Linked DNA regions of Mus musculus: regions 2, 3, 4 and 5 are each linked to region 1. A link is a loop called in an ENCODE intact Hi-C map of the cell type or tissue named here. Cell type or tissue: gastrocnemius. All regions are shown on one strand.

Region 1 (5,000 bases):
TGTAAGGAGACTATATGACACAAGTTCCGAAGAAGAGAGGGAGGAAGGGATGAGAAAAACGAAAAGAGAAGAAAGAAGGAATGTGAAATACTCTAAAGCAAGTTACAATCCCACTGACATCATGAAAATGGTTCAGAATTATCTAGCAAGGCTAAACCCATTGCAATTTCAAGAAAAGCTTATCTTTAAGAACCACCCCTCCCAAAAGTCACATGTTATGATGAAACAGAACACTATTCAGGTAAGGAGAAGACCTTGAGTACAAACGCGCAATGCTTCACATCAGAAAGGAAATCAAGTCTGAGGCAGTAGTCTGGTGGTAATATCCTGGCTGCACAAGCATGAGGGCCTACCACAAGTGCTGCAGAGTGTATCTATGACCCAGCACTGAAGCTCAACCAGCCAGCTCTGGGTTCAGCAAGAGAAGATCATGTCTCAAAGAGTGGAAATAGACAAGAAACACACATAAGGAGGGAGAGGGAGATTTTGTTGGCTTGGTAATAAAGGCTAGGTATCTTGAAAATGATTCATCTATTCTAAATCAACACCCCCACCCCACCCCTCAAAAAAAAACCAACATAGAGCAGCATGACCTCATGGCAAAAATTAAATTAACTTGGCTCTAGTTTTAGGCAGTATGACATGATTTACAAAGACCTGTGGCCACAGAAGAAACTAAGTCAAGAGTTGAGATCTGCCGGGCAGTGGTAGTGCATGCCTTTAATCCCAGCACTTGGGAGGCAGAGGCAGGCAGATCTCTGAGTTCCAGGCCAACCTGGTCTACAGAATGAGTTCCAGGACAGCCAGGACTACACAAAGAAACCCTGTCTCAAAAAGAGTTGAGGACTGCAGACTTATTCTAGAGGGAGGAAAAGAACCATAATCACAAATATTGCTGCTTCTTTAGTTATGTCCCATTCTTCCCTGGGAGAACTGTGGAAAGAGAGGAGCAAGAAGTGAACCACGTGAAGCGAAGGCAGAAGGAAGCTGGCTCCACATAAATACAGAGTCCTGGCAGGTGACTGACTCTCTTGCCCCAGCCACACAGTACCAGGTGCAGGTCTAAGGTAAACACTCTGAGCTGGGTGGGAAAAGGAGCCAGGGAGGCAGCTCAGGGCACTTCCCAGAGGTGCCTGAGGTCTGCCACCCAGGAGTTCACATTTCACATCTTATGAAGCAGCCAGGAGATCATTGTTCACAGACAGAAGTGCTAAGCAAACTTGTCTGGAAGGCACTGGTGCCAAGCTGATTTCACCAGTTATGATTAACTAGCAAGTGGAGCCACTAGTATAGGGAAAAATCAGACATATGGTAGGTGATACAATCAGTATGACCCTGTATGACAGAGATCAGACAATTGTCCAATATCTGCAATCAAGCATATGTGTGTATAATATTATTATAAATATACATTAACTCAACATATTATAAATATACATTAAAACTCAACAGAAGAGTGAGCATCGCGCCCTTCTGCATTGCAGTTTTCCCAGTCTGTTACCAACACAGAAAAGAAATCACAATTTTGTAGTGCTCTACAAGGGATCCCTGTGAACTACCGGCACAGAGAAATGAAATAAATTTGCCACAATCAAGACGAAATTACTGTGTTAAACCTGACCAAAAAGTTACATAAAGGCCTAGGAGTTATAAAGACAACACATGTGATACAATGTGATACATCCTCACAGAAGTCTCACCTAGAGCACAAAAAGTACCTCAAGAAGGACAGCTGGACACGGGCACAGTGACACACACTCATAGTCTTAGCACACAGGAGACTGAGACAGATCTGCTGTAGGTCTGAGGCTGGCGTGGCTGCAGAGAGAGTGTCAGAGTAATCAGGACTACATAACAAGACCCTTATCTCAAAAAACCAAATGGATAAAAAGAAGAACATTGGGCCCAGAATCTGATGTCTAAGCCAGGACTTGTCACTCATTAGGAATCATGGCAGCCAAAGATTAATACTTCAAAGTGTCTGATATTGTTACTGGGTAAAGTGCTTCACACACACGCACACACACACACACACACACACACACACACACAGGAGGACCTAACTTAGACAAATCCTAGGAAAACAGAGAGAGCATGGTGACACATGGTGGGCAATGCCTACAAACCCATTGCTAGGAAACAAACAGGAGCAGCTTCAGAACTAACTGGCTAAAAATCAGCAATTCCCTGGCTAAATAAGATACGCTGTCTCAAAAGACAGGGATTATTGGCACCAGAGGAACAGCTCATGTACATGTGTGCACACCCAGACACAAACACATACAGAGAGAGAGAGAGACAGAGACAGACAGAGACAGACAGACAGACAGACAGCGCCTGGTATAACAATACATGCTTAAAAACTTCATATCATTCTTGCTACCTTGTACCTTATAGGCACATAACCCCTCTGGTTTTTGTTATGAGCTCTCCAGATTTTCCAGGCAGTGCCTGTCTTAACTTCACAAGCATCTTTCAGTTTGGTTTGCTTGTGATTTCAAATTATGTCCTAAAAAAAAATCAAAATGTTATTAGATATTAATCAGAACACAGTAATTAATCTCAGCTTCCTTTCATCAGAAAATGTTTAGATTTCCATTTTCACAGCTAGTTCCCATGTAGAGAAAAATGAAAATCCAACCACTTCGTAAATCTTGTATCATCCTGATACGCTGTGCTTTAAAATAAACTGGAGTATTGATTAGAGAGAGACAGACAAGCCTGGGGCTGCAGGTTTGGTTACCACCTTAAGCAGCTACTTCCTTTCTAGGTGACGCAGGAGAAAGCCTGGGGCTGTGCTCAGGCTGCAGCAACCCCTTGGCTAAGTTCCTGCTCCAACTTTACTTTGGAGACAGTTCTCTCACTAGTGTCCAAACCCAAGCCACCAGCAGATGGTGCTCTCTGAGCATAAGCAGATGAGTCCCACTCTGCAGAAAAAAGAAAGCCAAAAGGTCATGACTGCATTCAAAGACTTTAACCTGAAGTGTGAATGACTGAAGTATTCAGGAGAAAATAATTAAGCAATGTTAAGCTTTTATAAACCTAGTAATACTATTTAAGTTTTCCTAGGTAAATATTTTAAGGTTAAAAAAAATTAATGCATTGTAGTGGGAAATTACATCATGAGCTATGGTTTTTCTCTCTGCAATCACCATGTTTGGGGGGGGGGGGGTGGCTCAGACAATACCTCCATGTGTAAAGTGTTTGCAATGCAAGCGTAAGGACCTGAGTTCGGATCCCTCGAGCCTACATAAGCACTGGGCATATGTAAACAGGCACTAGAAGGCAGAAACAGGAAATCATAGTGGGGGGGGGGGGGTGCGGGGAATGGGTATCTGGACACCGGCTGAGATGACCAGGCTCAGTGAGAAACCCTGACTCAGAATCCGAAGGCTGGTAAGAGGGTGCAGGGTGACAGGAAAGAGCTGACTCCTGCTGCCAACTCCTCTGGTTGCCATACACTCATGTTGAGCATACATGTGTTCAAGCACACAACTAGCAGTGACCAAGGTAAAGTGGACAGCGATAAAGGTCAACCTTACACACACACATACACAACTTTCCAACTCATGTTAACTTTAAGCAGCTTGCCCATCCCCCATTCTCCTGTCTGTTTCCTTCCACTCCTCTGACACCTCACCTTACTGAAGAAGTCTGTTTTCTTTGCAGTACTGAAGTGGAGCCCAGACTCCAGGAGCCAGACAAGAATTGCTACCACTCAGCTCCATCCTGATTTTGTTGACTGTTGCTTCTTTTAAATGCTCATTCATTTCTAAATTTGTCAGGAAAAAAAGAATTCTAAGTCTTCCAATGGCTTTCTAAACTTCCCAGTAAAGTATTAAATTATATGTAATTGGGTATCCTGTCCCTGATCCCCATCAAATATTCAAACAATCTGATCATCACTACAGTAAACAGAGTGCACACACCCAAAAAGAAACAAAACAAAACACAGAAACGTTAACAAAATGTTTACTAATCAACTGGGTCCGTTTTCATAAAGCAGGAATCTGAATCTTAGGCACACCACATGAATTTGCACATTTATTATGTGTAATTTCAAGACAAAAGATAGAAAGGAGTACTGTTAATGGTCTGCTTCCCACGAGCAATCCCACACACGCTGCTGGGAGAGTTCTGTGTCACCTTGACACAAGCTAGAGTCATCTCAGAGGACAAGCCTCAGTGGAGAAGATGCCTCTGTAAGGCTATAGCTAAACCTGCAGGATGCTTTCTTAATTAATGATTGATAGGGGAGCCTTTGTGGGTGGGGTCACCCCTGGGCTGTTGGTCCTGGGTTCTAAAAGAAAGCAGGCTGAACAAGCCATGAGGAGCAAGCCAGTAAGTAGAGCTCCTGCATGGCCTCTCTATCAGCTCTTGCTTGCAGGTTCCTGCTCTGTTTGAGTTCCTGTCCTGATTTCCTTCGGGGATCAACAGTTGACACTGAAACATAAACCATACAAACCCCTTGCTCCCCAAGTTGCTTTCTTAGCTGAGGAATCCCCAGAACTATCAGCTTAACCAGTAGTAACCAGTTAGTTAACCAGTAGTTACCTGCTAGGCCAACACAGACGCACTAAGGGAAGTATCCAGATGGGGGTCAACGGAATGACAGATCTCCCATGAGTAAGAAACAAAGTTACTGTGCGAACAAGCAGTGTCTCCACAGCTCCTGAAACAGCATTTACCTGACTCCTGATATGACTAATTCTGATGTCTTGGGTCAACGCGTGGGGGGTTGGGTGGGGAGCTCACACTCCCACATAACAGGGAAAGGCAGTATTTAAGAATCAATTTCTGAAGATAGGAATAAGTTTGAGTCCTTCCAGCTCTAAAGTTCTCTGTGGATAATCAATGTGTGGCTCACGATTTCTGCCTAAAATATGTTTCAGCCATCCACAGAAGGCATGCCATTTCCTAAAGCTCTCAGCTGTGGCTATTTTTTGACCCAAGTTAGAGCAAGCATAGGTAATGACATTGAAAACTCAGGCTTGCGACTC
Region 2 (5,000 bases), 670 kb after region 1:
AAATGTTCCAGGCTGCGTGCAGTGCGGCGAAATATCCCCACCCACGGACTCTCGGTGCTAAAGTTTGCACAGCTGCCATGAGCTACATCAATCTACCCACCGTGCTGCCCAGCTCCCCCAGCAAGACCCGGGGGCAGATTCAGGTGATTTTCGGGCCCATGTTCTCAGGGAAAAGCACGGAGCTGATGAGAAGAGTCCGGCGCTTCCAGATCGCCCAGTACAAGTGCCTGGTCATCAAGTATGCCAAAGACACGCGCTATAGCAACAGCTTCTCCACACATGATCGGAACACCATTGACGCATTGCCAGCCTGCATGCTCCGCGATGTGACCCAGGAGTCCTTGAGTGTGGCCGTCATTGGCATCGATGAGGGGCAGTTTTTTCCTGACATTGTGGATTTCTGTGAAATGATGGCCAACGAGGGCAAGACAGTAATTGTGGCAGCACTGGATGGGACCTTCCAGAGGAAGGCTTTCGGCAGCATCTTGAACCTGGTGCCCCTGGCGGAGAGTGTGGTGAAGCTCACCGCTGTGTGCATGGAGTGCTTCCGAGAAGCTGCCTACACGAAGAGGCTGGGTCTGGAGAAAGAGGTGGAGGTGATTGGCGGAGCCGACAAGTATCACTCCGTGTGCCGCCTGTGCTACTTTAAGAAGTCTTCAGCCCAGGCTGCTGGGTCAGACAACAAAGAGAACTGTCTGGTGCTGGGGCAGCCGGGAGAGGCCTTGGCTGTCAAGAAGCTCTTTGCCTCTCAGCAAGTCCTACAATACAACTCTGCCAACTGAGGGGACCTGGGGCCTGCCAGCTCCTACCCAGGTTGGACTCTCAGAGAGCAGGGGGAGCGCGGGCCTATCATTCCTAATGGACACTGTGCCTTGAACGGGCTCATCCATCGTCCACTCGCTGAAGCCGTTTTCAGTTCCCTTCTTGATTGCCAAGATGCCTCAATGCAGGCTGGAGCCCAGACCCTGCCTGGTGGCTAGGGGTCCCGCGTTCAGCCAAAGGTGAGGACAGAGCTGTCCACCATTGTGACACTGGTGGGGCTAGTTTCTTCCTTGTTGGTGGCTGGGTTTCAGTCTCAGAGCCCCACCCTCACCAAGGCTCCAGGCCTCTCACAGCTCCCCCATTTATGCCTAAACATTCTCTCCTCAGAACCCCAGCTCTTAGTGAGCCACTTTTCTTGTGCAAAGTGAACAATATTAAAGTTTACTACTAATGAAAAAAAAAAAAGAGTCAGGCTCTCTCACTGGACCTGGAACTGATCTCAGCCATACTGGCTCATCAGCGACTCGGGGGAGTCGGGGAGGGGGGGGGCGGCGGGGAGATGTGTCTCCACCACGCAGGATGGTAGTTACCTCTCCATGGGATCCTAACTCAGATGTTCATGCTTTCATAACATGCCCTTTTCCTACTGACCAATCTTCTCAGCTCTCATAACTTATTTTCAAAACATAAATCCAGATTTCATTTGTGATCCATTGTTTTAGAGACTTTGTGGTAACTCTTAACATGCACCCTTTTAAAAAGCAGCCATCTGGGGGGATTGCAGGATATCTATGTGAATTTAGGGCCAGCTAGAAAATTTAGGCCCTAGGCCTATTTCCAATCGGGAACTTCGGAACTGGTGTAATACTATGTCTGCAGCAACTCTTTTTACTAAAAACTGTGAGTGGCAGGAGGCATCACACTCCCAACAAAGTTGAAGGAACCTTATGCGGTCCTATGCCGGGCAGGGTATGTGTGGGTGGGAACCTCTCGCCGCGCACGCGCACTCGCGCTTAGGGTGGCCGGCGCACGCGCACAGGTCTACTCCCCGCGAAATGGAGCGGGTGTTGGCGGACGCGCTTCTAACGCAGAGTCGGGAGCCCGGCGAGTTGCTGGGCGCGCTGTGCGGCGGGGAGGCGAGTGCGGAGCGGGCGGAGACCCTGCGCCTGGTGCTGCAGCGGCTGGAGGAGCGCGGCGCGGGCGCCGGCGCGCTGGCCAAGGCGGCACACGAGGTGGCCAGGGACCACCTGGTGCCCTTACTGCACGCGTCCCAGGGCGGAGGGCCTGCGAGGCCCCGCGTGCTCCGAGCGGCGAGTGCGGCGCTGCGCTCGTGCGCGCGCCTGGCAGGACCGGAGCTGGCAGTCACTCTGGCCGAAGAAGCGCTGCGCGAGCTGCCGAGCGCGCCAGCCGTGGAGCTGCTGGCCGCCGTGGCGCCGTGTTTACGCGCGCCGGAGGATGCCCCGCTGCTGCGTCGCCTGGGGCGCGCGTCTGTGGAGCTGGCGCTGGCCGGGGACGCGCCGCCGGCCGTGGGAGCGCGCCTGCTGCCCGCGCTGGCACAGAGCGCAGAACCGGCTCTGCGTGCGGCGTGGGACGCGCTGAGCTCCGCGGGACCGGGAGCTGAGGGCAGCACTGGGCCAGAACTGCTGGTGCTGAGCGCACTGGCCGAGAAGCTGCTGACCAACCATGAGCGCCACGGGGATCTCGACGCCCGTCTCTGCGGCCGCTTCTGGAGAACCGTCCAGGCGGGGCTGGGCCGCGCGCAGGACGGGCTCACGCGAAAGCGCGCGCGCTACCTGCTGCAGAGGGCTGTACAGGTGTCTGCAGAGCTGGCGGTGGACTGCTCCTGCAGCCCCCAGGACACAAAAGGTACCCACTTGTCTCTCTAAAAAACAAAATTGTGTGTGTGTGTGTGTGTGTGTGTGTGTGTGCGCGCGCGCGCGCGTGCCTGTGTAAGTTTATGTGCATCACGTGCGTATGCTTGGGAGGGCATCAAATCCCCTTGAGCTGGAGTTAAAGGCAATTGTGAACTACCTGATGTGTGTGTTGGGAGTCAAACTCCAGTCCTCTAGAAGAACATCAAGTGCTCTTAACCCCTGAACCATCTCTCCAGACTGGCACCTACTTATCTCTTTGCCCCAGCCACACTCTGCTACCTCAAACCAGCCTTCAAGGGGCGTCCACCTCATCCTGAGCGGATTTGACACTTGCATGTGGTACCCTACACCGGCCTCCTCCTGCACTTTGGGAAAAGTGGACCCAGTGAAGGTTAAGATATCGCACACGCGGTAGCATGCTCTGTGTAAAACCAAGCCTGCTCCACGCCTTTACATCCTGATAGAAAAAAAGTTGACATCCGTATCAAACTGAAAGAAGGGTGCTGTGTAACCCAAGTTAATGTTTGAAACTCGAGGTACGGAATCAAATATTAATCCCTTGACATTCCCTTTAGGAATATTAGGAGCAGGGTTAGTTAGTGCTTTCTAAACATAACCCTTAAGTCATCGTGTGTGCTTGCGCCCAGGCCTAAAGTCAACAGGTGTTGTCCTTGATTATTCTCCATTTTATTTTTGGGCCAGGGTCTCTCTCGCTTGCTCTCTCTGAATCTGGAACTCAGGATTCAGACGCTTTCTTTCTGAAGTTTGGAATTGTGTTTCCTCATGGTCTCTGCACATTTGTGGTTTTGTGGGTGATCCATCTTTCCTGTCTCTGCAGGAATGCTCTCTTGGGGCCTCCTGCATTCAAAGCAGAGCTGGGACTGTAAACAGCTTGGTTTTGTCTTTAGGGCTTGAGTGATAGTTTGCTCAGGTCCAACTTCTATGGGGGAGACATTTCCATCCACATTTTAAAGGCTTCCATCCATCCATCTAGAAGCTGGAGATGCTACTCTTGTTGTTTTGAAGTTGAGATAATTCTGGATCCTGCTCAAGGGCAGTCTGTGACTTCTCTATAGGGTACCAGGGGTTTAGGGCCCTGGCATCCTGGAACCTCCTTTTTATCCATGTGCACCTACACAGTCTGGAAGTCAATGAGCTTTGATTTGGGGAAGTTTTCTTGAGTAATCAGGTGGTTATTTCTTCCCTTGCTTCCTTTTTCCTTCTCTCTTCTTGACTTGGAACCTCTGGGACTTACCATTTGTCTGTTTGTCTTAGTTATTTTTTCTGTTGCTGGAATAGAGACTATGGCCAAAAGAAACTTGTTGAGGAAAGGATTTATTTCAGAACACTTCTCTCAGGTCACACTCCATCACTGAGAGAAGTTAGCAGGAACCTGGAGACAGGAACTGATGCAGAGATGATAGAGGGGTGCTGCTTATTGGCTTGCTCAGCCTACTTTCTTAGACAATCTAGGACCACCTGCCCAGGTTTGGCACCACCCACAGAGAGCTGGACCATCCATCATCAATCATGAGTCAGAGATTTCCCCCAGAGGCTTGCCTACAGGCCAGTCAGATAGAGGCCGTTCTCAGTTGAGGCTTCCTCTTCCTGGGTGACTCTGGCTAGTATCGAGTCGACAAAGCCCAGCCAGCATTGAAACTTCTTCAATAGATTTTCTAGAATTTTGATGTTTCCTTCACTCACTGGTTAATTTCTTTGGTTTCCAGTCTTTTCTCTGCGTTTCTTGTTTCTATGACCAGATTTTAGTTTTAGATTTTAGTTTTCAGACTGTTTTGGGATAACCCCTTTCATTTTACATAGCATCCTGTTCTGATGTGTGTGAGCAGACCCCTCCATGGCTCAGCCCAGCTTATAACCTCCAGTCATAAGCAGAGACTTGCTGCCTAGGATTTCAGGTTGTTTATTTTTTCCTTTTAGGGGGGTGTTTCAAGGTAAATCAAATTATTTCTTGGCTTTCCCTGTCAACTAAACTTTCTTTTTCCCCCAGAGTCAGCTTAAAATTTCAAATTTTAAGTTTTATTCCTTTGTTTGTTCCTACATTATTTTTGTTTTTGTTGTTTCAGTTTTGTTGGGATTAGCCTCTGTGAAGTCCTTTACTGTAGAGTCTTGGGGAAGAAAGTAGAGTTTGGGCATCCACAACAGTAATCTTAAGGAAACAAAGCACGGTTAGATAGGCATGGTGGTACGTGCTTGTCATCCCAGGGGAGGCAGGACGTTCTGGAGTTCAAAGCCATCCTTGACTATATAGTAATTTCTAGGCTATCCTGGGAGATTTTTGTCTTTAAAAACTCTCAGCCCAAATAAACAGAAACAAAATTTTAAACTCAGAGTAGCCAAAAAAGC
Region 3 (5,000 bases), 150 kb after region 1:
TTCTAAGCATCCAGCTCAATACTTTTAGGAGCTACACCCTCTGCTGGTTGGAAAAAAAAAATCTGATCTTACTGAGTTTACAAGTGTAACCTGCTGGGCTGGAGAGATAGCTCAGCAGTTAAGAGCACTGATTGTTCTTCCAGAGGTCCTGAGTTCAATTCCCAGCAACCACATGGTGGCTCACAACCACCTTTAATGGGATCTGATGCCTTCTTCTGGTGTGTCTGAAGACAGTGATAGTATACTCATATATATAAAATAAATAATAGTGATAGTGTACTCATTTATATAAAATAAATAAATAAATCGTTAAAAAAAAAAGTGTAACCTGCAAAAAATCTTGGCAAAGCCACTATGGAGGAGAACAAACTTCATCCAAGCATTGGCTACACACACATATCTCCAATCTGGGAAAGTGATTTTTGTGCCACACCTTATTTACAGCCAGCAGCTGGACAAGAGCAACATCCTAGGAGGATAGGCCGAGGGATCAAGCTGAGTGTGGGTAGCCCAGGCCTGGCTGACTGGCTGGTGTTGCGAGACACAGCTGAGCAGACTTCACAGCTGTCTAGGAAGACCTAGGCTTCCTGCGGTTCTGGGTCCTCTTTCTCTCAGCATGCTGTCTGCCCCATTCCTCAGCATGCTTTATCCGGGTTCGCAGAGTGAGTAGTCCACAGGTACAGGAACGTCAACCCTGGACACCCTGGTAAGGAGCAGTAGAGGGACCCCCAGTGGTACTGCTGTTCCCTTCCTCTGCTGGGTCCCAGCTGTGATCTCTCATGGAGCGGCCACAGCTCAGACTAGTTGGCACTTCTGGCTGCCTGCCCGCTCCTCTTGCCCTGTCAGTCAGCATCATGGAAATCTCTTTTAGTAGATTTTCCTGAGCAAAAACCTTTTGCAGAGACAAACGGAGTGCTTGGCGGGGGAAGAATGAATACAGGAGACAGGGGTAAATTAATATTTAATAACCTTTGTCTATTAACAAAATAACATTTTAAGAAACCTGACAGATAAAGACACTGTGATAAATATGGCTCTAACGCCGCTCGCTATCAGTGGTGCCCCGTACAGGCTCAACTCGGAACTGCTGTCTACAGACCCGTGATTTTGATAGAGATGATTTCAGTATAGACGGTATGAAGCAGAGTTGGAGGTCGCTGAGAAACTCGCTGGGAGCATGGCTGAGGGTCTCAAAGAGACTCAGCACCTTAGCATTAGCCACATAGGCCACTTTTGTAATTCTCAACTTATATCTTTAAGGCTTGACTAAAATTTTCTCGAAAAGGAGCGTGTCGTTGACGAGTCCGGCGACTTCTCGGGCTGCTGGAGACAGGCCACCGCAGGCTTACCTGGTTCGGTCGCCTGCGAAGCCAGTACCACTACGAGACCAAAGCATCGTGGAGCCTCTGCTGCTGCCCCTATTCTTGTTGCTTGCCCTGTGCTGGGAGGAGAGCGGCCACAGCGCTGTGCCCGCGGACTGCAAGCCTGTTGGCTATGCCTGGGTTGACAGTGCCAAGGGCTGAGTGGTGTACAGCAAGCAGCCTAGAGCTCTCTCTCGGAGGTCCTGCCCCTGACACTCTGCCCAACTGCACGATCACCCTGACTCTGAACAACGAGATAATCAAGATGAAGTATGTTCATTTTCTGGACTAAGTCTCTTTGAAAGACTTTCGTGGTCAGTGCTGCTGCCAAAGGCAAGACCGAATTCTGAGATCCGCGCTGATGCCTCAGGCTATGTTGATGTCGATGGTCTGTACCTCAGACTCTTGTTGTTCATGATCCAGCCTGCTATCAGAAACCATGTTGAAGTTTGTGATTCCAGCTGCTGCCGGCTGCTATAACACTGTAAGTACACTGTAGCTATCTTCAGTAACCCCAGAAGAGGGCATCAGATCTCATTACAGTTAGTTGTGAACCACCATGTGATTGCTGGGACTTGAACTCAGGTCCTTTGGAAGAGCAGTCAGTGCTCTTAATCACTGAGCCATATCGCCAGCCCTACTTATTTTTTATGTTTATGAATACACTGTGGCTGTGAGCCTTCATGTGGTTATGGGGAATTGAATTTAGGACCTCTGCTCACTCCGGTCAACCCCGCTCGCTCAGTCCCTGCTCACTTATTTATTACTATATTAAATATAATATAATTATATATTATTATTATTATAAATAAGTACACTGTAGCTGTCTTCAGAGCACCAGAAAAGGGCATCAGACTCCATTGAGATGGTTGTGAGCCACCATGTGGTTGCTGGAATTTGAACTCAGGACCTTTGGAAGAGCAGTCAGTGCTCTTACCCAACTGAGCTATCTTGCCAGCCTGTTAACTTAAAACAACTTCTCCACATGAAAATCAAATGGTCTAGAGCGCACTTCATGTCAGAGCCATGCCTAGGAAGGACAGAGTCCTGTGTATGGGTATGCTTTAAATACGGGACCACATGGCACTAGTGTATACACACACACAGAGAATTAAAATAAAATTGAAAATACATAGTCGTTTGTTCAATATTCATTAAAATATGTTTTTGCTTTTAAAAATTGTTAATTCATATATACTAATTATTGGTCAATCAACTTGCAACTTTTTCTTAATGTTAATAGTAGCTTTTTCACTGTTTTGATGGTCTCGTGTTTTGCAGAAGTGTTATCATACTGTCTGCAGATAAAAATGATATACCTTTTCTATTCTTATGCTATTTATTCAGGGAGAATTAGCTAAAACCTTTAATATAACACTGATAGAATAGGGCCACATGCCAACTTCTAATTCACAAATAGTCACCGGGGTTAAAATGATCACCTTCCTCCATCCTGACCACAGTTCTGTGCTGTGTAGATAAAGATGGTCCCACTCAACAGGTGGAGAAAAACCGGTAGTGTTTCTGCGACCTCTCCTGGCGAAAAGTCTTTGTGCATTTGTCGCCAGGGAATGAAAATGTGCCTAGTAGGCGTGGCACGCCACCTTGTGGAAGGAAGAATACAGTGCCGCTCACCTGCGTCTCCTGCCTTAATTACCTTGGTCATTTCAAAGCTGTCAGCCAGGGTGGAAAAGTATCCGGGAAACAGGAACCCAGCGTTCATGGGAGAACTTTCTAGCGTCTTCTGTCTGTCTTCGTTAGGGTTACTATTGCCGCGACAAAACATCACGACCAAAAGTAAGTTGGAGAATAAAGGGTTTGTTGGGCTTATTCTTCATTGTCGCTGTTCATCATCAAATTCAGGACAGGAACTTAAAACAGAACAGGGACCTGGAAGCGGGAACTGATGCAGAGGCCGTGAGTATTACTGCTTATTGGCTTGCTCCTCATGGCTTGTTCAGCCTGGTTTCTTATAGAACCCAGGACCACCAGTACAGAGATAGTACCACCCACAATGGGCGGGGCCCTTCCCTATCAATAAATAACTAATTGAGAAAATGTCCTAAGGTCCTCGCCGCCTGGTCTTCTGGAAGTATTTTCTCAATTGAAGTTTCCTTCTTACAGATGACTCTAGTTGTGTTGAGATGACATAAAGCTAGCACCACATAGTGCAATGGAACATTGGCCTTCAAATGCCCAGCTAAAAGTTCTCTCTCTAGCTGTGTCATGGTGGAATGAACTCAATATCCGATCCCATATGTGTTATGATCATCTAGTAGGAACTTCCTTGTTTGTGGGGGTGGTTGGGGGCACTAAGAAGAAACGCTTGGCCTGGCACAGTGGTGTGTTCATCTTTAGTCTCTGCATTCCAGGAGGAGAAGGGGGGGGGGGGGGCGCAGAAAGATCTTGGGAATTGAAGGCAGGGCCCTGGTTTGCATAAAGAGTTTCAGGTCAGCCATAGTAAGGCCCTGTCTTCAAAACAGAAACACAAACAGAAACAAACTCCCCCTGTTCCAGAGTGTCCTTTTCAGTAAGGGACACCACAGATGGACTTGTTGTTTCCGATGCAGACATCACAACGGGCACTGGGTACCAATTGTAAGGTCAAACTTCATCACACCAAGAGAACGTTCATGGGAAATTTAGAAACCTAACAACAGGGTACTGTAGACAGACCCAGAGAATATCCCCAGAAGTTAGTTTTATCCCACTATAACTGGAAGCATTAATATAGAAATGTAAAGCCCACAAAACTAATAGCTTTAGATGCAACATTTTGAAAGCCACATTAATATAATTTATAACAATGTAACTAGAAATGAACAAGTTAATAAATTGTCACATTCTGCCTAGAGACATAACTATATACACATACCACATATCTCTCTGTATAAAGACACTAAAATGTTCCCATTGCTGAAGGCACTGCTCCATCTATTATAAGTATAAGGGATTACTACATCACAGATCTGTCAGGGTGCAAACAGACACCAGCCTACTGAAGCCTTTCACTAAAATCAAGGCTATATACCACCACAGAAAGCAGAACTGACTTCAGTCTGGTTGGCCTCATGGTTATCTATACAAGAAATCACTCAATTCCTCTGCACCATGCATGCCTAGATGGTGCCATGTTCCCACCTTGATGATAATGGACTGAACCTCTGAAGCTGTAAACCAGCCCCAATTAAATGTTGTCCTTATAAGAGTTGCCTTGGTCATGGTGTCTGTTCACAACAGTGAAACCCTAACTAAGGGACCTTCTTTACATGTGGCACAGAGCTCAGTATAGTTCTGTGAGATATAGATAGAAAGATAGATAGATGAAAGAAAGAGAGAAGGAGATAGATAGATAGATAGATAGATAGATAGATAGATAGATAGAGATATGTGTGTATGTGTGTTGTTGTTTTTGTTTTTCATCTGAGGATCCAGGGGAACCTAGGTGAGGGTTGGGAAGCAAAAATTACATGCGACATTGGAACATGGAATTTGGGGGAACCTGAATCTGTGTTCCCAGGCCAGTGTCCTTCAAAATGGCTCCAGAGTAAGCCATCTCTTGTTTCCTTTGAGATAACAGTTGTGGTCATTTGCCTTGAAATTTTTTCTGCCCTAGGTGGCGCTCAGGAATTACCCTCT
Region 4 (5,000 bases), 75 kb after region 1:
GCTCTTAGTGACTGAGTCAGCCCTCGTTTTTTTGGTTTGGGGTTTTGGCTTATTTGTGGTTTGTTTGTGTGTTGTTTGTTTGTTTGTTCGTCAGGTTCTCACTATGTAGCTTTGTGTGACCTGGAGCTCACTCTGCAGATGAGGTTGGCCTTGAACTCACAGAGATTCACTTGCCTCTACCTCCAAGTTCAGGGAGTAAAGCTATGTGTTATGAGCCCAGCCCTTTGAACACTTATGAGTCAAAAGTCTTGTGATCCAATAGTTAAACTCCAACTATTGCAAAATCTATCTTTTTCAGAGAGAGGTTTATGTAGCCCTGGCTGGCCTTGAACTCCAGGTTCTGTAATATTTCATCTCAAATATTTCTTTTGAAAGCACAGAAAAACTGAGAAAGACACCCAGCAATGACCTCTGGCCTCTGAACAGAACACACACACATAGAAAAACATTCACTACACACACACACACACACACACACACACACACCATCTCCTAAACTGAGTTTTTTGGAACTAGTAAATCATTTCTGACTGTCTTGTCTACTAGTCCAATGTCACAGTCTCTCTTCCATCCCTCATTTCTCCCACCTGGTCTTCTCACAGCTAGAAGTCACTCAGACCTCCTACTCTTTCTGGGACCCTTTCATCACCCCTCCCCCTTGACTTTGGACAGCCACTGCTGATAGTGAAGAATAGTCCACACCTATCAGCAAGGGCCCTCAACTCTATCCTTCCAACATCCCAGGGACAACATTTCCCCACAGAAACACCACGGCTGTCCCCACCTGAGGGATCACAAGAATCTTGTCTCAGACTCTCACAACCTATTAAGAACAAAGAATCCTACATATCCCTTAGATGCCCAACACCCACAACACAATAAATACTTAATATGACTTGAAATAGTAAATGTTTCATTCCTATGGAAAAATTAATAATTCAGCCAGTCAAACAGTTACCTGTGTATTTCCCAACAGGCAACTTGACCATTGCCCAGGGTGTGCAAGATGAAAGAAACATGGCTAGCTTTACAAACAAAATCGGCAAAGCAAGAGGTCAACATGGTCATGCTCTCTGCTCTGGAAGTAGGCACACTTCTATATTCTACATATGTTACTGCCATTTTTCTTTTCTTTCACAACTAATGATGTTTGTCTGCAGAGTACAAAGACAACCTGGTTTTCCCTTACAATAGTAAATCACCAACTGTCAGTCAGAAATGATGCTTAAAACACTTAAGTGTGAAGTTACAGAGGATTTCCCCTCTTGTCAGCTTTACAAGATAAACAGGTGCCCAATTTCCACTAATGTTGTTTGATTTTTCAATGAGTTCGACCAACTGGAAGAACACTTACAGCTGTTGAACTCAGCATCTCCTATCCCTGTACCAGATTGCCAACCATCCCCCAAAGTCTCCTTAAAGGGGCAATCTTGTGTTATATTTTCCAACACAGACTAAAAACAAAACAAAACAAAACAACGGTGTAACCATTTTGCCCTTTCTTAATTTCAGCGAAAAATGGAGGGTGACCCACGAGCATTCAGCGACATATGCAGACAAAGCCACCTTCTCCTCTCGCTTGTTCTGAAGTCACAGAAGGCAGGCCACTGAACAGACAACAGACGGGGAAATACCAAAGGGAACACATTCCACTCTCATACAAAGGAAATATCCTCAGGTGCTAGAACGAAACTTCAGCGTGGGCTGTTGTCAAACACAGAGGGTAAAACAACCTACAAAACGCCCTTCCACTTCTGACCTATTATGGAGGAATGCGGTTTAATGGAGACAATGTTCTCCATGAGGAAAACAGAGAAATAGAGGCTACTTCGACCCCAGGCCCAGTGAAGCCCGGGCTCCTCACTGGAGCACATCCAGCTAGGTAGGGGTAGAGAGCCAGAGGGAGTTCTGACTCCAGGAGCGAGTCTAGGCTTAGGTGTTTTAAGGAGCCGAGCACCGGAGCCACTCCATCGCCCCCACCTTAGCCCATGAGCCTGGCCGACCCAAACACGGCTGCACGCGCGACTCGGAGATCCCGCAAGAACACAGAAGGTCCACGGCCCGGCTGCGGCTCCCGCGTGTACCAGATCGCTCAACTCTTCCCACACTCCCCAAAGTTCCGTGGGCAACCCTCCGGGACAGGCCTGCTCCGGGAGAGGCCTGGAGCTGGATTGCCAGGGCCCGCGGACGGTCGGGCAAAGGCGCCCCGCCAGGCAACGCCGCGCCTCCCGCGTGCCGCACTCTGCCTCGCCCCGTGCGGGCTCTGGGCACCCGGCCGTCCACTCCTAAGCCCGGAGGACCCAGACAGTGTCCAGGGACCGTGAGGGTGGCGATCGCGGCCCAGCCGGAGCGCGCCGAGAACTTTACGGCCGCGGGTCCGGGCCGGGGGCGCCGGCGAGGCCGTCGGCTGCGGCACTTTCCCTTTCCCCGCCTCCCGGTCTCCCTCCTCCGTCTCCAGGAAGCGCCATATTGATCCCCGCGCCTTTCCCCCGTCCGCTCCCCGCCGCGCGCCCCAGGCCACTCACCTTGGCCACGGCCTTCCGGTAGCGGGTCACCGCCTGCTGGATGAGGCTGAAAACTTTCATGCGGCCATCTCCGCACGGCACGACCACCCGGGTCCTCCCGAAGCACACGGTCACTTTCATGCCGCCGTCCCTCGCTGTCCGTGGCCGGAGCGGCGCTGGGCCGGGAGACTGTACGCAGGGCGCGGTGGGGCCGCTGCGCCGGCGCGCCGGCGGCTAGAGGCGCGAGCAGGCGGCCGCACAGAGCTGCCCGGCTACCATGTCCAGCCCGGCCGCCTTCGCCTGGCCTTGCCTGTCCCCGCCCGGGCGCCTGCAGCCTCCGGCCACCTGTTCGGCGTCTCGGCGTCTTGGCGCGCTCGGCGGCGGCCCGGGGCCGTGTGGCGCTCGCGCTCAGTCGGGACTCCGAGGAGGGGACGGCGAGGCAGGGAGGAGGAGCAGCGACGGGCTGGGCGCACAGCACCGCGCGCAGGCGGCAGGAGGAGGCGCAGGGCGGGGCGCCCCGAGGCCTCCGCCGCTGCCCGGCCGCTCGGTTCACCGCACGGCGAAGCGCGTCGCAGCCCGCGGCGCTGTGCTCGGGCCAGCGCGGGGCAGGGCGCGTCCTCCTCCAGCCCACTTGCCGTAGGCTGCAGTGGGAGGCCCACTCCGGGACGCCCCACCCACGCCCCCAGAGGGCTCCAGCGAGGTCCTCTTCCTTTCTTTGTGACTTTTAATCCCCTTCCTGGGAGAAAGCAGTTTAAGCTCGGAGACGCCTTTAGAGCCCGAGAGCCACCGAGTCGCGCTGGCGAAGATAGGAAGCTCCAGGTCAGGCAAAGCAGGGTTTCTATCCTAAGTGCCTGGCTCCGGTGCAAGGCCGGGCGGCGCTGTTCTGTAGCAGAGATTAATTGGCTGCTCCCGAGAGAGGTTGAAGACGCGTGGACGCCCTGGTACTTCCTCTTGAGGCCACTATTTACCTTAAAGTTTCTTGGTGACCCACTTGTTTAAATAAGCAGGACTTAACACCGCAGTTCAAATACATCTGTTTCTTGAAAATTCCTCAATCTAAGCAACCTAAAACCCTCTGAAAAAAAACACAGTACGAACGCTCGGAGGGAAGGCTGTTCTAGATAGGCTATTCCCTCGCTGCTAAGGCTGCCTCAAAACTCAGGCACTGACACACCCCCAACTCCACAGGGAGTGGGTGATAAGCAAACTCTAAGGTGTTTAATAACAAAGTGGACCAAGTCTAGAGAAGTGACTGAAGCTGCTTTCTGACTTACTTAGAAAATGTGATCCTTAAATAAATGTTGTCTTCAAAGAATGGCAAACTTCAAGAGAGTCGCTGTTGACCTGAGTTTGTCCCACACAATACAGTAAGTTCAGTTTGACAGTTAATTTGCATGATATTTTAAGCCTATTAAAACTCCTGTGGTCCCCAGAATTTGAGCATCTACAGCTGGTGCTGAGGGCTCTCCATCCATCCCTCCTTTCTTTTAAAAATAATAAGCAAAACAAAGAAATCCCTTGGCTTTTTAGACTCCTGCACAGTCTCCTTGGCCATGCGGCTCTAGGTCAGAGGAAACATCACATTTTCTCCCTTCTGACTGCTCTCAGTCCATCCGATGATCACTGGTCCCAGCAAATGTATCGTCCTTTCAGGGGTCCGTCAAGAATTCACCCTCCCAAAGTCCACAAGAGAACTCTTGCGTGCACATAGCCATGGGAAAGACTCTTATTATCTCTACATGGCTATATCTATCATTCAACTTGTCTACCAGTGCCTGTGCTGGTCGCACTATGTCGGTGAGTCCTGCTGAGGTTTTCTTGTTTGGGATCTTAGCAATACTTGTGTCCATGGGCCACCAAGATGGCTCAGCCTGCCAGGTGCCGACCACCAAGACTACCTGAATTCTAACCCCAGATCCTACATGGTGAGAAAAGAGAACAGCCCCCAACAATTTTCCACTGACCTTCACACACACACATACACACAGAGAGAAAGAGAGAGAGAGAGAGCCATTAAATAAAATATAAATAAAAACAACACTTGCACCCACAATAATTATGGGTAATTAAAGGTAGTGTTTCTGTTTTTGACACATGGGAGGAGTATAAAGTTGCTAGTGGACTTTGTCCAAAAAAACAAAAAGGCACTGATTTAGGTTAAGTTCTAGGTTTGAACAATAGTACTTTCAACTATGATGTTAACTCTCTCCCCAGCCTTGTCTTTGCCAGCTGAGGAAAGAAATTGGTGAGATGCATCTCATAAATTGTAAGGATCAAACAAAATTGTATATGAAAAATCTTAATGCTATATTATATATGCTATGTTATATGACATGTATGACATATTATATATATATGTATATATATATGTGTGTGTATATATAATATGTGTATATATATATATACACTAGTATGTGAGAGCCTGTAACATAGCAGAGTCTAGTGGCCATGGTATATAGTATGCTAACAAAGCCTGGGCAGGACATCAAATGATTG
Region 5 (5,000 bases), 150 kb after region 1:
CGACAAGAACAAAGAGATTCAGTGACTCGTAAGTCTCTTAGCTAGGTCTCAAGATGAGAGTTCAGGGTAAATAGAGGGTAACAGGTGTGTTCAGCTAAGGAGTCCCAGCCATGGTGTTATCTCATTCATCACCCACTGACCCATCATTTATGGCTCCAGTCTCTCTTACAAAGCAGTCTGACAAGTTGTGAGAACTGTGTGAGACCATTCAAGAGACACAGTCCCCTCAGTCTGGCACCAGGCTCTAGCCTTTTCCTTCAGCTAGCAGGCAATTCCTGAGGAAATTCCAATTCACCAGGGTTCACTGGCTCCGTGGTCAACAGAGAATATGTCTTCACAGTTTCTTCATTTCTACAAACTTAGTTAGAACAATGTTAGAAGTGCTGAGACAGTGGTCTTGGGTGTTTCCTGGGATCAAAGGGACATGCAGAAAGAGTAATAGAAGGGCTGGAGAGATGAGCACTGGCTTCTCTTCCAGAGGTCCTGAGTTCAATTCCCAGCAACCACGTGTTGGCTCACAACCATCTGTAATGGGATCTGATGCCCTCTTCTGGTGTGTTTGAAGAGAGTGACAGTGTACTCACATATATAAAAGTAAGTAATAGGATAGAATAAGAATAAGAATAAGAAGAAGAAGAAGAAGAAGAGGAGGAGGAGGAGGAGGAGGAGGAGGAGGAGGAGGAGGAGGAGGAGAAAAAAAGAATAATAGAAAATGAATGCTCTCTGAGTGAGATAGGCTTAGCAGGTGTGGGAGCAGCTACATCAAGTGAGAGACCCTGAGGTCTATAAGCGCATCTCTCTTTAAGAGGATCATTTTTCCTGCCATTCTCCTATTACATATCCAGGTATATCATGTTGCCTTTAACTCTCTGGCTCCCAGCTGTTCTCTGCAGGTCACTGCACTGGATTTTTTTCCTTATCACAGGAGGTCTTTGACCTTCTCTGGGCAAGTGAATCTCCTGCTGTCTTCATCTAAGGCGCCATCAACCACTGGCCAGGCTGTTTCTAAAGAGAGTCAGAGGATGTCCCTATATTTTTATTTCTGCCTCAGTGGGTCTTCAGACTGGGGAGGCTCCCACAATCTGTATCAGAAAGGAACTCACCAGCTGCAGACCACGCTCTCTGTACCAAAGGATGCTGACACGGATGCTCATTACATCCTGCTGGTGTCTTGGCAGCAGACTACAAATCTACCTTTTTATTTCCTCCTCATTTAGCATCACGCATTTTTGCCTTATAAAATTACAAGATGTCATTAAAAGTATCAGAACGGGTGACAGAAGGGACAGGGTGAATTATTCATATGGCCCAATACATACATCCCTCCCCCCAGAGTAATCCTGTAACTTGGGTGCTCAAAACATATTTCATGTTCTCACCCCTTTGCTATTTCCGGTGCTTGAGCTAGGCCTCTCCATTTCTTTGTGGCCAGTTTTCATGCCCCCCATCCTGTGCTCCTAGACAAATCATCCATGAGCTGTCACGTGTGAGCATTTCTGGATCTAGCCAATAAGAGAATCAAAAGACAGGGAAAAACAGTGTGACATTTACCAAGGGGAAAATACCAAACACGGCAAACAGGATTAGATGGTGAAAAGAGGGTTTAACTGGGGCTAAGAACACACACACACACAAAGCAGGCACAAAAACAGAAAGACCCTCTGCAAAAGGGAGGACGGCTCAGGAGCCCCAAGATCCTATCTCTTCTCCGGGGCTGTATCTTTGTTGGTGGTGGTTTGTTGTTGTTGTTGTTTTGAAGTCTTTCAAAGATCTTCTCTTAAATGGGGGCAAGTGAGTTTGAACAAAGGAGGGCTGATTGGCCTTCAGCGTGGTGTAAAACAACTCCTGATTCTGCTGTGGACACCTCTGGTTGGTCCATGAGCAGGTGGGCCCCACTGGTGGGAGAAAAGCCTGCCAGACCTTTGTTTTAAGCTGCCAGACACCAGTCTCAGTGGGGAAAAGGCAGCCATCTTGGAAGCTTGCCATCTTTATTACCTAGTCATGACCCCTCTCTCTGTCTGCCTGCCTACAGGGAATCTCTAACTCTGCTTCCCTCTCCACTCCCCATCTGGAGAGCAGCCACAGTCACTGGGACTAATGCTTTTAGCTTAGAGACTGGAGTACCCTTGGTGACTTGTGCCTCCTCAGGACTTGAGTATAGTTTTGTTAGCAATAGGACTGTCTTAGTTAGGTTCACTGATGCTGTGATGAAACACCATGACCAAAAGCTACTTGGGGAGAAAGGGTTTATTTCACTTACAGTTCCATATAACAGTTCTTCATCAAAAGGAATGGGGGCAGGAACTCAAGCAGGGCAGGAACCTGGAGGCAGGAGCTGATACAGAGACCATGGAGAGATGCTGCTTACTGGTTTATATTGCTCCACATGGCTTACTTTCTTGTAGAACCCAGAACCAGTAGCCCAGGGGTGACCCCACCCACAATGGGCTGGACCCTCCCACATATATCATTAGTTAAGGAAATTCCCCACAGGTTTGCCTACAGCCTGATCTTATAGAGGCATTTTCTCAATTGAGGCTCCCTCCTCTCTGATGGTGTCAAATTGACACAAAACCAGACAGCACAAGGACAGTGCTCAGTGAGCAATGTCCTAAGGTTAGGCCTAGCATAGAGTGCAGAAATTGAAGTCATGCACCTTGCTTCTCTCCTGACCCTCATTGCTCCTCTTTATTTATTTATTTTAAAGATTTATTTATTATTATATCTAAGTACACTGTAGCTGTCTTCAGATGCACCAGAAGAGGGCATCAGATCTCATTACAGATGGTTGTGAGCCACCATGTGGTTGTTGGGATTTGAACTCAGGACCTTCGGAAGAGCAGTTGGGGCTCTTAACCACTGAGCCATCTCTCCAGCCCCTCATTGCTTCTCTTTAAAAGACATTAACAGTCATGTGATGGATAACAACATATGTCCTGCCAGGCAGGGTTGAAGAGTGGAAACGTCAAGGCAGAGAGAGCAGGGAAGGAAGCAAACATAATGCCTAGAGCTGTGGTCCCTGCTGTCACTGAACTCACCAGGACACTGAATTTCCCACTGTTCCACACAACAAACCTCAGTCTCTGTATCCATCTTCCTTCTGTTATTGTACATGTGTCTGTCTTTTCCAAAGAATTTTTTTTTCCTGGAAGTATCTCAGGTTTTTTTTTATTTCTTCTCACAATTTCTGAAAATATTATATTATAATAGCCTGTTAGAAAATAAAATATCTAGGAATAAAGGTAAGCAAGCAGGAACTTTATGGTAGGAAGAGAACTTTATGGTAGGAAGAGATGAGAAGACACTAGAAAGTGAAAAGACAACTGTTGTGTTCATAAAAAGATAAAGAGGGGGGATATGTTCTATGGAGGTATAGTGAGGTATGGGAAAAGGGGGTGCCTCTGCTGGCTGAGGCATCCCTTCCTCCTGAGGGACCAGCCACACGATGGTATAGTATAGAATAGAGTTTATTCAGGACATGGGGAGGGGAGTCAACAGGGTAATAGAGGCAGGAGTCAACAGGGAAAGAGGCAGGGAAAGGCAGAGAGAGAAAGGGAGAGGGAGAAGAAGTAGAGGAGTAGAGGCTGGCCATAATCATGTGGAGAGAGGTGGGGAGGGAATGGGGAGAGAAGGGGGAAGCGAAGCAGGGAGAGAGCAAGAGAAGAGCAAGAGAGGAGGAGGGGGTAAGCAGCCCCTTTTATAGTGGGTCAGGCCTACCTGGCTGTTACCAGGTAACTGTGGGGTGGAGCTTAGACAGAATGCTAACAACAACCCAAGCCCATGAGTTGGTAGAACTAATATTATGAAGTTGACCAGTCCACCAAAAGCTATTTGCAACTCCAATGCAACCGCAATCAAAATCCCCATCACTGGCTAGTTTTGTGTCAACTTGACACAGCTGGAGTTATCACAGAGAAAGGCGCTTCAGTTGAGGAAATGCCTCCATGAGATCCAACTGTAAGGCATTTTCTCAATTAGTGATCGAGGGGGAAAGGCCACTTGTGGGTGGGACCATCTCTGGGCTGGTAGTCTTGGGTTCTATAAGAGAGCAGGACGAGCAAGCCAGGGGGAGCAAGCCAGTAAAGAACCTCCCTCCATGGCCTCTGCATCAGCTCCTGCTTCCTGACCTGTTTGAGTTCCAGTCCTGACTTCCTTTGGTGATGAACAGCAATGTGGAAGTGTAAGCCGAATAAACCCTTTCCTCCCCAACTTGCTTCTTGGTCATGATGTTTGTGCAGGAATAGAAATCCTGACTAAGACACACACACACACAAGAAGCCCCAACAATCTCCATGCAAATGAGCTATCCTCATAAACCTCAGCCAATTAAATTTAACACTAAGAAGAACCCCTTCCCCCTCTCCAAAGTTCATATATATAGTTCCCATAATTCACCGGGAACAAAGTTTGTGCGCACACGCTGTTTTGAATACTTTCTAAGAAAGCTTTATCAGTAAATGTCCTCTAAAAGAGCTGCAACACTGAAATCTTCGGAGGAGAGCTCCCCTGGGCATTCACTGGTGGACCGGGATCCTGCAGACCGGTCTTTTCCTGCCCAGTGTGCATCGGGCCTGGACATCCCAAGGGAAGAAGCAGAAAATAGCGCCACACTCAGCTATGCTCATTCCCGATCGAGTCACTGGTTGGTTTCGGACCCCAGGACAAGGGACTGAGAGATTCATAGTTTACATATCAAAACAGACCTGACCCCCAGGTTCTCTCAGCATCCCTTGGTCCCTATCTGGCACACCCTGCCCCCAACCTTGAACTTTAGCTGCCCTTCCCCCAGAGGCTCTTCCCTATATAATCCAGATACCTCGGGGTCTGTTGGTCTGTCGCTCTCACTCTTCTCCTCCCCGTCCCTGCCCCCTCTCCCCATGGCTACTTCCCTGGCCTCCTTCCTTGGGGACAGTGAACCTGCCCAAGAGTGGCTTCCCAATAAACCTGCCTTTAATATACTCTAACCTGACTGGAATTGGCTCATTTCACTGGTGGAGAAG

What was found. Hi-C counts contacts between places; a loop is a spot of excess contacts. Peaks named below come from ENCODE experiments on the same cell type or tissue, not always from the same donor. Only the 100,000 strongest peaks of a DNase experiment are listed, where the experiment ranks them.
Region 2: a loop joins it to region 1, with 3 times the contacts of the local background. A loop is called at or near these places in 6 of 42 quality-filtered maps.
Region 3: a loop joins it to region 1, with 9 times the contacts of the local background. A loop is called at or near these places in 36 of 42 quality-filtered maps.
Region 4: a loop joins it to region 1, with 5 times the contacts of the local background. A loop is called at or near these places in 19 of 42 quality-filtered maps.
Region 5: it touches region 1 in a loop (7-fold over the local background); 36 of 42 quality-filtered maps call a loop at or near these places.

The regions. Positions count from the first base shown.
Region 1 is chr8:127,137,228-127,142,227 of GRCm38, reverse strand. The region is part of intron 1 of Pard3 (par-3 family cell polarity regulator); the gene reads right to left. Among named protein-coding and RNA genes, the nearest start is that of Pard3, 76 kb to the right of the region's middle. In gastrocnemius, a CTCF peak has its summit at 2,891 (motif pointing right); a DNase peak (open chromatin) is centred at 2,877.
Region 2 is chr8:126,471,883-126,476,882 of GRCm38, reverse strand. It overlaps Tarbp1 (TAR RNA binding protein 1), which reads left to right and starts at 1,818. Exons shown (of 30, transcript NM_001159907.1): 1 at 1,818-2,628. The coding sequence starts at 1,818. It also overlaps the pseudogene Gm6091. In gastrocnemius, no CTCF peak of the experiment used is centred here; DNase peaks (open chromatin) are centred at 1,801 and 2,196; H3K4me3 peaks cover 2,365 bases; H3K27ac peaks cover 2,554 bases.
Region 3 is chr8:126,984,603-126,989,602 of GRCm38, reverse strand. No RefSeq gene overlaps it. Among named protein-coding and RNA genes, the nearest start is that of Gm29688, 7.7 kb to the right of the region's middle. In gastrocnemius, a CTCF peak has its summit at 1,047; DNase peaks (open chromatin) are centred at 782, 1,455 and 2,933.
Region 4 is chr8:127,061,999-127,066,998 of GRCm38, reverse strand. Pard3 (par-3 family cell polarity regulator) reads right to left here and starts at 2,943. Exons shown (of 25, transcript NM_001309391.1): 1 at 2,526-2,943. The coding sequence starts at 2,645. In gastrocnemius, CTCF peaks have their summits at 2,978 and 3,375; DNase peaks (open chromatin) are centred at 2,250, 2,531, 2,959 and 3,647; H3K4me3 peaks cover 2,926 bases; H3K27ac peaks cover 2,680 bases.
Region 5 is chr8:126,991,721-126,996,720 of GRCm38, reverse strand. No RefSeq gene overlaps it. Among named protein-coding and RNA genes, the nearest start is that of Gm29688, 15 kb to the right of the region's middle. In gastrocnemius, no CTCF peak of the experiment used is centred here; a DNase peak (open chromatin) is centred at 1,951.